Regions from separate parts of the Homo sapiens genome. Here region 1 is linked to region 2. A link is a loop called in an ENCODE intact Hi-C map of the cell type or tissue named here. Cell type or tissue: ascending aorta. All regions are shown on one strand. Links, peaks and the distances in the headings refer to the core of each region. The heading gives the core; the rest is flanking DNA.

Region 1 (5,375 bases), core at 183-5,182, 53 kb after region 2:
TGCAGTGAGTCATGACCGCACCACTGCACTCCAGCCTGGGTAACGGAGCGAGACCCTGTCTCAGGAATGAAAAAAAAATTTTTTTTAATTGAAAAAAAATTTAAAAATATAAAATAAACAATGGGGAATAAAGATTCCTTCTACATTAGCAACAAAAAGCATTCATTAACCAGAAATAACCCAAAAGGAAAAGTATACAACCTCTATGACCTTCTGTGATTTCTTCATAGATAGATAATAGTTGAGTAAATGGAGAAACACGAAATGTCCTTGAATGAGTAATTCAAATATCTGGAAATGTTTTCTCCCAAACTGATTTATTAACAATCAAAACCTAATGAATTTGTGTTTTCTTTTTTGGAAGAGTAGCGGAGAAGAATTGCAAAAACAAAACAACATACACACACACAAAGTTCACCTGAAATAATGGTGCTTCAAATTTTTTTTTTTTTAACCTGAGTGGAGATTCTTCCTAGCAGATGTTAACATGTATAATGAAGCTACAGTGTTTAAGACAAAATGATTTTACCACAAACAAAAGGCAAATCAGTGGGAGAAGACAGCTTTAAAATAGAGTCTCGGCCAGGAGCGGTGGCTCACGCCTGTAATCCTAGCACTTTGGGAGGTCGAGGCAGGCGGATCGCAAGGTCAGGATTTCAAGACCAGCCTGGCCAACATAGTGAAACCCCATTTCTACTAAAAATACAAAAATTAGCCGGGCATGGTGGCACATGCCTGTAGTCCCAGCTACTCGAGAGGTTGAGGCAGAATTGCTTGAACCCGGGAGGTGGAGGTTGCAGGGAGCCGAGATGGCGCCACTGCACTCCAGCTTGGGCAACAGAGTGAGACTTTGTCTACAAAAAACACTAATAAAATAGAGTCTCTAGGCTGGGCGCAGTGGCTCACGTCTGTAATCCCAACACTTTGGGAAGGTGAGGTGGGCGGATCACCTGAGGCCGGGAGTTCAACACCAGCCAGGCCAACATGTGGAAACCCCATCTCTACTAAAAATACAATAAAAAAATAGCCAGGCGTGGTGGCGCACGCCTGTAATCCCAGCTACTTAAGAGGCTGAGGCAGTAGAATCACTTGGACTGGGGAGGGGGAGGCTGCTTTGAACAGAGATCACACCTCTGCACTCCAGCCTGAGCAACAGAGCGAGACTCTCTCAAAAAAAAAAAAAAAAAAAGAAAGAAAGAAAGAAAAAAAAGAAAAGATATTGTTACATAATCCAGTGAAGAAAAAAAACAGCACAATGTGGGGAAACTAAATCGTCAACAGGAGGAGGTATCTTACTTCACTTAACTACAAATACATTCTAGAAGTATTAAAGAATTAAAAGAAAAAGATAAACAAGGAATCAATATGCATGATTAACCGATTTTGACTTGAGTATAAACTTACTAGGCAAGGGAAGATCATAATGAAGAGACTGCTATTCTATATTAAATGATACAACTTTTTAAATGCTAAAATTGCAAAGCTCAATTTAGTGTTCAATTCTGGTGGAGTATGGATGACAGACACTGCTTCTGGAAGCTGAAACTAAGAATTTTCTGCAAAATATTTTGGCAATATTTATCTAGGATCATGCACACTTACACAATTCTTATTCCTTACTTTCCACTTTTAGGAATCTAGCCCAAAGAATTAATCAGAGTAGTGTATCAACAACAATACACAATAATTTTATCACATCATTTTTTAATGATCAAAATTATAAAATGGGCCAGGCACAGTGGCTCACACCTGTAATCCCAGCACTCTGGGAGACCAAGGTGGGCAGATCATTTGAGGTCAGGAGTTTGAGACCAGCCTGGCCAACATGGTGAAACCCCGTTTCTACTAAAAATACAAAAATTTGCCAGGCATGGTGGCATGCACTTGTAGTCCCAAATACTCGGGAGGCTGAGGCAGAATAATTGCTTTAACCTGGGAGGCAGAGGTTGAAGTGAGCTGAGATTGCACCACTGCAGTCCACTCCAGCCTGGGCAACAGAGCAAGACTTTGTCTCAAAAAAAAAAAAAAAAAAAAAAAATTGTAAAATACCTAAATTTAGCATTTATAGAATAATTTTAATTTTAATAATTTCATTAAAGACCTCATTCCAGGTGATAAAGATATAATGTTATGGGCAGAAATTCACAATATGTGTGTACATAGTATACTACTAATTTCATTTTTTTAAATATATAGATACACATATAAGTCTAGGGGGAAAATCTCAGGAAAACACAACAAAATATTAACAATGGTTACCTTGAGATTAAGGATAATTTTTATTTTCCTTTTATAGAGAGACAGAAAACTTATTTTCTAATTTTCTTCTCATAATCATCTATTACTATTATAATTTGAAAAAAGCAATACACATAATACTTGTAGTGTCTGGCGGCAGGCAAATGTGTCCCTAATCAAAGGTTCGCTGTTCGTCATAGCTGCACGTTATTTTTAAACAGGTCAAATATGTGAAGTCATTCTAGTGCTATGTGTACACGTGATTGCTGAATCAATGATAAGAGCCCTCTGAACGCGCTCTGTAGACCTCATATAAAGGAGGCAATGGACTCTTCTGGAAAAGAAGTAACTGGAAGGACGAGGAAGCCTAGGGTGATGATATTGACGGTGATCTTGGAACTCTAAGGACCTCCATTTCTTTAATATACATTTATAGAACATTCACCATGTGCAGGTAGCAGGCATTCAAGAGTGAACACAGTTCCTGCTTTCATGGAGCTAACAGTTTCTCCTCCAAAATCTTATGTAAAGCCATCATGACCACTGTAGTTTTTGCCTTTTGGGTATGTCTAACCGTGATGTGATAACAAATCCTGTTTCAATGCAACAATCAGATTTCCTGTATAGTAGTATTTTAAAATATGTCTGAAACCCACTCTCTCAAAAAGCTGAGACTTTATCGCTATGACTTTTAAAGACACAGATTCTCTAGAACCTATAGATAGCATTAACATTTCAACTATTCAGAGGCCACCACTCATTCACTCTGCCAATGAAACTTGTCGAAGTCCTTAAGACAGCTTCTCTAGACAAGAGAAACATGGCTGTACATTTTTTCCAAATCTTTTTCAGACAAACTACAACCACAGTGGAAAGTTCACTGGATGAGGAGAAAAAGGAACAGGGAAAAAGATGCTGGCCTCAGACATGCAAAATACAAAATACAGCGCCTGGCACAGACCTGGTGCTTATCAGGTATTTGCACAATAACTATTTTGCAGAATGAACAGCACGCTTAAAAAAGCAGATGCCCATCTGCTCATTCAGAGCACCCAGCTCCCAAGAGCACTACACCATCAGCAGAAATTGGAAACATTCCTTCACCACCAAAGGTGAGGCCAGCAGTGTCTGTGACTGCAAAACATGTACCCAGCATGGGGGGATCCAGTGGTCACCGCCCCATTCAAGGCAAGCACAGGTGTTTTCAAAAATGATCTGTAAGGCTACTAAGAGTTAAAGGTGTTTCTGCCTTAAAAGCAAATGAAACAACTAAAAAGTCACTGCCCAGGGATTTGAGTCTTTTCTTTCCACTTCTATTATTGAGAGAGCCTCCAGAAGACTACAGCTAAGAGGGCTGTTATTTTCCTACTAGAAGAGCAGCTGAGGAAAGGTAAAACAGAGCGAGAATGATCATCTATTTACTGTACAACCGCTAGTCCGCCACTAAGAGAAGTATGCAAACAAGAGCCTCCAGAAGATGGCTATTCCACCAGTACATCAATTAACCAAATAGTGTAATGATACACACAATGTCACTGACATGCCAGTACATCAATCAGCTACAGAGTATAAAACCATGTGTGGTCCAAAAGGACCCTACAATAATCCCCAAGAATGCTACGTGGCACAGTAGCTCATGTCTATCAGCCCAACTACTTGGGAGGTTGAGGCAAGAGGATCACTTGAGCCCAGGAGTTCAAGGTTACAGTGAGCCATGATCACACCACTGCACTCCAGCCAGGATAATAAAGACCTCATTTTTTTAAAAAAAAGTAAAATAAAATAAAAAGATGCTCCCATGTGACAGTCTTACAATGCAGGCTAGTGTCTCCAAAGAAGACTTACTGAGCTACACAGAGGAAGCTGGACATTAGGAATCCCACCCAGAAACATTTGTTAACCCTTACGAAATCACTGATTAAGTTTCACCAGATTCACTGCTTCAACTTTCCAGGTACCCGTATTTAGGGGGGAAAAATCCATTCACCCCAAATGAAATGATTACTGGACCAAAATTAGTTAACCCAATCAGAACTACTTGAGTGGCCAAGCCATTATCATCCTATAAAGCTGGAAAGGTTTTTGTATTTCTCAAAATCTTATGACTCTCATCACAAATGAGACCGGAAGAAATACAACGTTTAGCATGGAAGCATTTGAACTGTAGGCACTTTTGCTAACCTACACTTTTTTTTTTTTTTTTTTTTTGAGATGGAGTCTTGCTCTGTCACTCAGGCTGGAGTGCAATGGCGCCATCTTGTCTCGCTGCAACCTCTGCCTCCCAGGTTCAAGTGATTCTCCCACCTCAGCCTCCCGAGTAGCTGGGACTACAGGCGCACACCACCACACGCGGCTAATTTTTGTATTGTATTTTTCGTAGAGACGGGGTTTCGCCGTGCTCGCCAGGCTGGTCTCAAACTCCCGACCACAGGTGATCCGCCCGCCTCGGCCTCCCAAAGTGCTGGGATTACAGGCGTGAGCCATGGCACCCAGCCTTATCTACATTTTATTTCATGAAAAGAGTTGTGGGAAAATGTGAAGGCTGCCAGTCCATCATTTTCTTGGTTACTTTGGATCCTTCTCCTTTGTTGCAAGAATCATAAATATTCCCAATTCTTTTACAGGCAAAAATGAAACGTGTGCCCAAATATGTCCTTTAAAAATAAACATTAAACATTATGAGGGAAACAACTGGCATTGTGGAAAATGTCTGTGCACCCTGGCTAAGCAACTCACTATTGCTTGGATTATATTAATATACACACCATAAAGCTAAGGAAGAACTTAAATTTGAGCCTCTGCATTTCTGTGCTGAGTAAGCTGTAGTTCTTTCGACTTATCGCCTTCATACTTGCCTGTCCAAACAAAAAGATCTCAAGAATTCCACTGAAATAGTCCAAACAAGAGCCTAAACTTACAAAGCTGTTTTTCAGAGCTCAATAGTACAACAACAGGAAGTAGAACTTCTGGGATGGGGATTTTGCTATTTATTTTTTCTTTCAATGGCCACTTTTAAGCAAAAGAGAAAAAAGTCTACAGGCATTACAAATCCTGGAAGCTATGAATCAGGAAGTGGGAAATGGCTGATCCTGAAATGGCCAGCCTGAAAATCCTGGCTCTTTTATGTAGTCAAGTCT
Region 2 (5,375 bases), core at 118-5,117:
CAGAACCATATTTGAGAAATTAAGGGAGCCACTGACACAAATTCTGCTTTTAACTGTGCCTTTAGACCAGATGCCCTTTAAATAGGCCCTTGTGATCCCATAACTTTTTAATTACAATATCATGGACCTGCAGACAGGGTGTTACAAGTGAGAACTGTGCTTTCCAAGGGTTATGCAGGGCAAACCTTATCCAGGCCTGCCAGAAGCACATGGCATTTTCAAGGCCATTTACTAAGGAAAGACACACTCACACACATCGTGCCAAGGGCATTCTATGCCAGACCCCAGCCAGGACCTACTGTTAGGGCTCTTCAAGAGGATGAAGGCGAATCCTAGGCCTCTATTCCTGTGAAGGCCCAGCTCTTACTGGGAAGGGCAGGGAGGCCCCCAGATACTGTCTCCAGGGAACGGGACAGTTCACCAAGACCACACACACAGCCTGCTCTCACTGAAGGACAATGAGATGTGGAAAGGTTCACTTAAAAAAAAAAAAAAGCACATTAGGGTTTTTCTTAATGCACAGTACAATGAAGAAAACAGAAAACAGACCAGAACCCTATTGTCCAGATAACACCTACTGACCTTTGAAAAGAATAGAAGAAATAAAAGCACATGGTTAAAAAATTCCAAACAGTGCAAAAATAATACAAGATTACCTGTGGAGGTCACCAAGCACTTCCGGTTCCTTTCCATGAAAAATAAGTGCTTATTACTTTCTGGGATTCCTTCTCAAAAACTTCTTAATGATTGAACCAGCATTCACCAGCAAACATGCTCTTTTTAAATTAAGCCCTGAAGAATCAGAGTACATATAATGCTCTACACCTTTTTCCACTTAATTTATCTCAGAACAAAGATCTAACCTTTCAAAGAACAGCTGTTGTAGTGAGAATTCCACTCTTTGGAAATGTATAAATCAGACACAAATTCAAAATGCAGTATTTTTTGTGTCAGCCTTGTAATCCTTTAACAGTGAGTCCTATGGGAATTTAAAAATTATGATAGTATCAGCTAATATTTCATTGAGGCATTGTGCCATGTCTGGCCCTGGACTAACCCCTTTTCTTTACCTCTCACAACGACCTTAGAAGGAAGCTGAGTGTCCACAGTCGTGTAGCTGAGAGGCCTTAGGAAGGTAAATTCTCTTCACCAATGTGCAGAGCCAAGAGGTAGCACAGCCAAGATTTTAAGCCAGATCTGTCTGATTCTACTACCACCTACTACAAAGAGCTTTCTTGTCATAGGATAAAGGTGCTGGCTTCTCCACCAGAGGAAAGGAAGCCACTTAAAAACTTACAGAGAGGGTGATCACCAAAGGCCACCAGCTGGCCTCGGGAGAGTGCAGAATGCACTCCCAGAGCTAGGATGAAGAAGCGATGGGGGCCTGACCCCGCCCAGGCGGCCCTGGGCATCAGCATAGGCACCTCACTGGGTTCACAATGGCTCAGAACATGCTCACCTGCTTGAGCTCAGCCTCTTGAACGTCTGCTGCTAATAGCCGCTCTTCAAGCAAAGCACATGTCATGAGACCTATTCAAATACAACTGAGTGGGACCCTGAAACTGGGGCTGGCAATGGTGGGAGCACTAAGTCAGGCCCTCTTGCTGGGAGGTGATGTGAAGAGGGCCACTTCTCATCCCTGCTCTGCTGTCCCCTTAACCGGGGTCTTGAGCAGTGGAGGAGGAGCTCAGGCCCCTCCAGTCAAAGACAGTCCAGGCTGAGTCTAGACAACCCGACCATTCTCATCCCCACCCAGCCCGGCCAGCCTTTCACAGACAGGCACCGGGATCTGTGATGGCCAGCGGCAACAACAGGCGTGATTTCTCCTAGGACACATCACTTTTCACCAAGAAGCCCATCTTGAATAGCTGGGGGTGTGTTTACAGATCCAGGAAAGCTCAGAGCAAAAATACTTAGTTAAAAAGCAAGTTAAAAAATGCATCTTCAGGGCAACCCGCTTGGGTCCCTTTCCATGCTGTGGAAGCTTTGTTCTTTCACTCTTCACAATAAATCTTGCTGCTGCTCGCTTAAAAAAAAAAAAAAAAAAAAAACAATGCATCTTCAGTGAGTACAGTGGCTACCTCGTGTTCCTTTTTTATTTGATGGGAAATAAAGGGGAAGAGAGATTTACTTTGAGTCGGCAGGCCAGATCTGCAACAGGGACTGGAGAACTTTCCAGGCCCAGCAGCCCCGGCCTGGCCCGCATTCCTTCGGGGTGACAGCGCACCAGGGCCGGCCGGCGGTTTCCCCAGTCCTTCTGCCGCCGCCACACAGTGACTAAGCCCACAGGAATCCCAGCGGGTGCTGGACCCACCCGGAGGACAAGCAGGCCGAGAGGAAAGCCTGTGACTGCCCCGACCAGCAGAAGAAGACCTGCTCTCTGCCCTCCAGCCCCTGGGTATAATGCAGGAGAAGCTGGGGAGGCTGTCCAAGGCAGGAGCAGCCCCACCTGAGCTCAGGTGACAGCCCATCTCACTTGCAAGGCCTTGCAGAGACACCCAAGCCCCATACTCAGGACTGACTTTGCTGAGGAATCAGAGAGCAGAGTTTCAGGGTGCACCTTTATCTCCCTGAGAAAGACTCCCAGTAAAAGTCGGTTGTTTGCCCAAAGGAGGCAGAATTAAACTACGGGCAGGCAACCACAAGTTTGCTTTGACAAATAAAACAAGAAAAAAAAAATGTAAACCTACACTGGCCCAATCACTTTCCAAGAGCCTAATTCATGGTAAAACCAGCAGTCCAAGATCTGATTTTGATAAATCACTTCCTGACTCTTCATATATTTTACTCTCTGTACGACTGTTATTTTTATTTTGCAAAAGAATTAAAAGTTTACTGGAAACCACATACCTTTCTTCCTTTACGACAACCTGTCATTCATCACAGCTAAAACATCCACCCATTAAATGATATTTTTACAAGATTAAAGAATGGTTTTAAAAAGAAAGAAATCTCCTTAGTTAAAAATGAACCAAACAAAGGTACCTAATCACTGATCAGCATCAAAGTTTTGTTCCACACATGAAAATAATTCATCAGGCCAGGTGTGGCGGCTCACACCTAGAATCCCAGCACTTTGGGAGGCCAAGGTGGGTGGATCACCTGAGGTCAGGAGTTCGAGACCTGCCTGGCCAACATGGTGAAACCCCATCTCTACTAAAAATACAAAAAATTAGCCGGGCATGGTGACAGATGCCTGTAATCCCAGCTACTCAGGAGGCTGAGGCAGGAGAATTGCCTGAACCCGGGAGGCGGAAGTTGCAGTGAGCCAAGATCACACCATTGCACTCCAGCCGGGGTGACAAGAGCAAGACTCTATCTCAAAAAAAAAAAAAAAAAAAAAAAATCATCAATGTAAAAATGAATTCTGCCTAAGGAGGGGAATTTAAAAAGTCAGAGAAAAGCAAGGAATTAAAATTCAGAAACAAGCTGTTTTATAATTAAGCATCTGCAATTTAACTATACTATGTCACTCTGATTTTCATCTTTCCTTTCTCATAAGAGTCATAGATGTTCTCCGCTCATATAAAGGTGGTAGGAAGGGAGGGAGGGCGCCATGCTAATAGAACCCACATCATGTTTACTAAGAACTAGGCAGATGTGGACAAAAACTCCAAAGATTTAAAAGTTTCTTGACTAGAGCAAGACATCTTCAAGAACTCATCCAACATGGTGCCTAGCCTTCTTCAGAGCAAGACAAGCCACTAAGTCATCCCTGGGTGTGTGTTCAGCAGCAGCCCACTAGGAAGTATTAGGTGAGCTACGATGGGAGAGTAATGGGCAGGAAAATCATAGGAAAGCAGGTCTGGATTTGGGCTGGCTGCTTAGCTGCATGGCACCTTGCACAAGTTATAATCAGGTCTCTTGCCTCCATTTCCTCTTCCACAAAAAATGGAACAGTAATATCCATATCCACCCTACAGACTGTGCAAAGATTAAAGAATACTGGCGAGGTGCCTGGCACCTAGTCATTGTTCAGTGAATGCCAGTCATGATCACGAACACAGTCCTTGCTAAGAGGGTGATATGATTTGGCTGTGTCCCCGCCCAAATCTCAACTTGAATTGTGTCTCCCAGAATTTTCATGTGTTATGGGAAGGACCCAGGTGAGGTAATTGAATCATGAGGGCTGGTCTTTCCCGTGCTATTCTCATGATAGTGAATAAGTCTGACGAGATCTGATGGGTTTATCAGGGTTTCCACTTTTGCTTCTTCCACATTTTCTCTTGCTGCCACCATGTAAGAAGTACCTTTTGCCTCCTGCCATGATTCTGAGGCCTCCCCAGCCATGTGGAATTGTAAGTCCAATTAAAACCTCTTTTTCTTCACAGTCTTGGGTACGTCTTTATCAGCAGCATGAAAACAGACTAATACAGAGGGTAATCACCACAGGAATCCAGACGGGGAGTGGGGTCAGTTCACTGGTACAAGGATCTTGATCAAAGGAACTCATTTCCCACCTGATCCCTATTCACTCCAGGGTCCACATCTAGGAGTCCCAAAGACCGGCATGCATGGGTTGGGTCAACAGGCTGCCTGGAGGTTTACCTCATTCCAGGAGTTGGAGAAGCACTGTGGGAGGAACTGGGGTTCAAATCTGCAAACCTCCAAAACATAGGAGGGATCTTCTAAAAGTTTCTGAGAGTTCTAACCACAGATTAGGGGAAAAAAAAGATGCCCTTTCATCAACATGGGATGAAATGCTAGGATTTAGACATGGTTTTTTTGTGTGTTTTTGTTTTTGTTTTTTTCCAATTCAGAAAACACTAAATCATGTAAAAATCTTGGAAGAGGAGATACAGATTCTGACCTAATAAGATGCTACTGCTCTGATTCCACCATCAGAATACCTTTAGGTTGGCACCACTTGCAATGTATTAGTGCAGCAAACTGCACGAATCCCCTCATTAGATCCAGGGCCCCTGAGAGTAGAAAGGGGAGTGGGGCAGTAAATGGCCAGGGAACAGGAGACAGTGGGCTGGAGGGTGTCCCAGGTTCTAACCCCAGCTGGGCCTTCAGAGCCCTGGTGTGGTCTGGGCTAACCTCTCAATCCTTTTCCAAGTCTTAAGTTTCCTTCCAACTCACTGTGATTCTTCCAGAGAATTACACAGGGCAGGTGAAATTATTTCCTAGAAAATGCCCATGGAGTACAGAGGTTCTCACTGAACTTCTCTATTCCAGGGCCGATGCCTTTGTTTTAATGGCAGCGCATCATCGACTAACCAAATCCACAGGTACTGCACAGGTCTGAAGGATCCGGCTCTGAGGGATACCGAGGCATCCGGGGCTCCCTCTGTCTTCTTTCTGTGTACACAAGGTACCTTCAGTGACTGCAAGGAAAATCCTCTTGCTTTCTACATCAGAGCACGTTCCAT

What was found. Hi-C counts contacts between places; a loop is a spot of excess contacts. Peaks named below come from ENCODE experiments on the same cell type or tissue, not always from the same donor. Only the 100,000 strongest peaks of a DNase experiment are listed, where the experiment ranks them.
Region 1: it touches region 2 in a loop (4-fold over the local background); 26 of 110 quality-filtered maps call a loop at or near these places.

What each region holds. Positions count from the first base shown.
Region 1 is chr15:98,671,641-98,677,015 of GRCh38, reverse strand. All of the region lies in intron 1 of IGF1R (insulin like growth factor 1 receptor), which reads right to left. Among named protein-coding and RNA genes, the nearest start is that of IRAIN, 24 kb to the right of the region's middle. In ascending aorta, for the core only: no CTCF peak of the experiment used is centred there; a DNase peak (open chromatin) is centred at 2,462; H3K4me3 peaks cover 672 bases; H3K27ac peaks cover 4,822 bases.
Region 2 is chr15:98,724,684-98,730,058 of GRCh38, reverse strand. All of the region lies in intron 2 of IGF1R (insulin like growth factor 1 receptor), which reads right to left. Among named protein-coding and RNA genes, the nearest start is that of MIR4714, 57 kb to the left of the region's middle. In ascending aorta, for the core only: no CTCF peak of the experiment used is centred there; a DNase peak (open chromatin) is centred at 2,268; H3K4me3 peaks cover 560 bases; H3K27ac peaks cover 3,093 bases.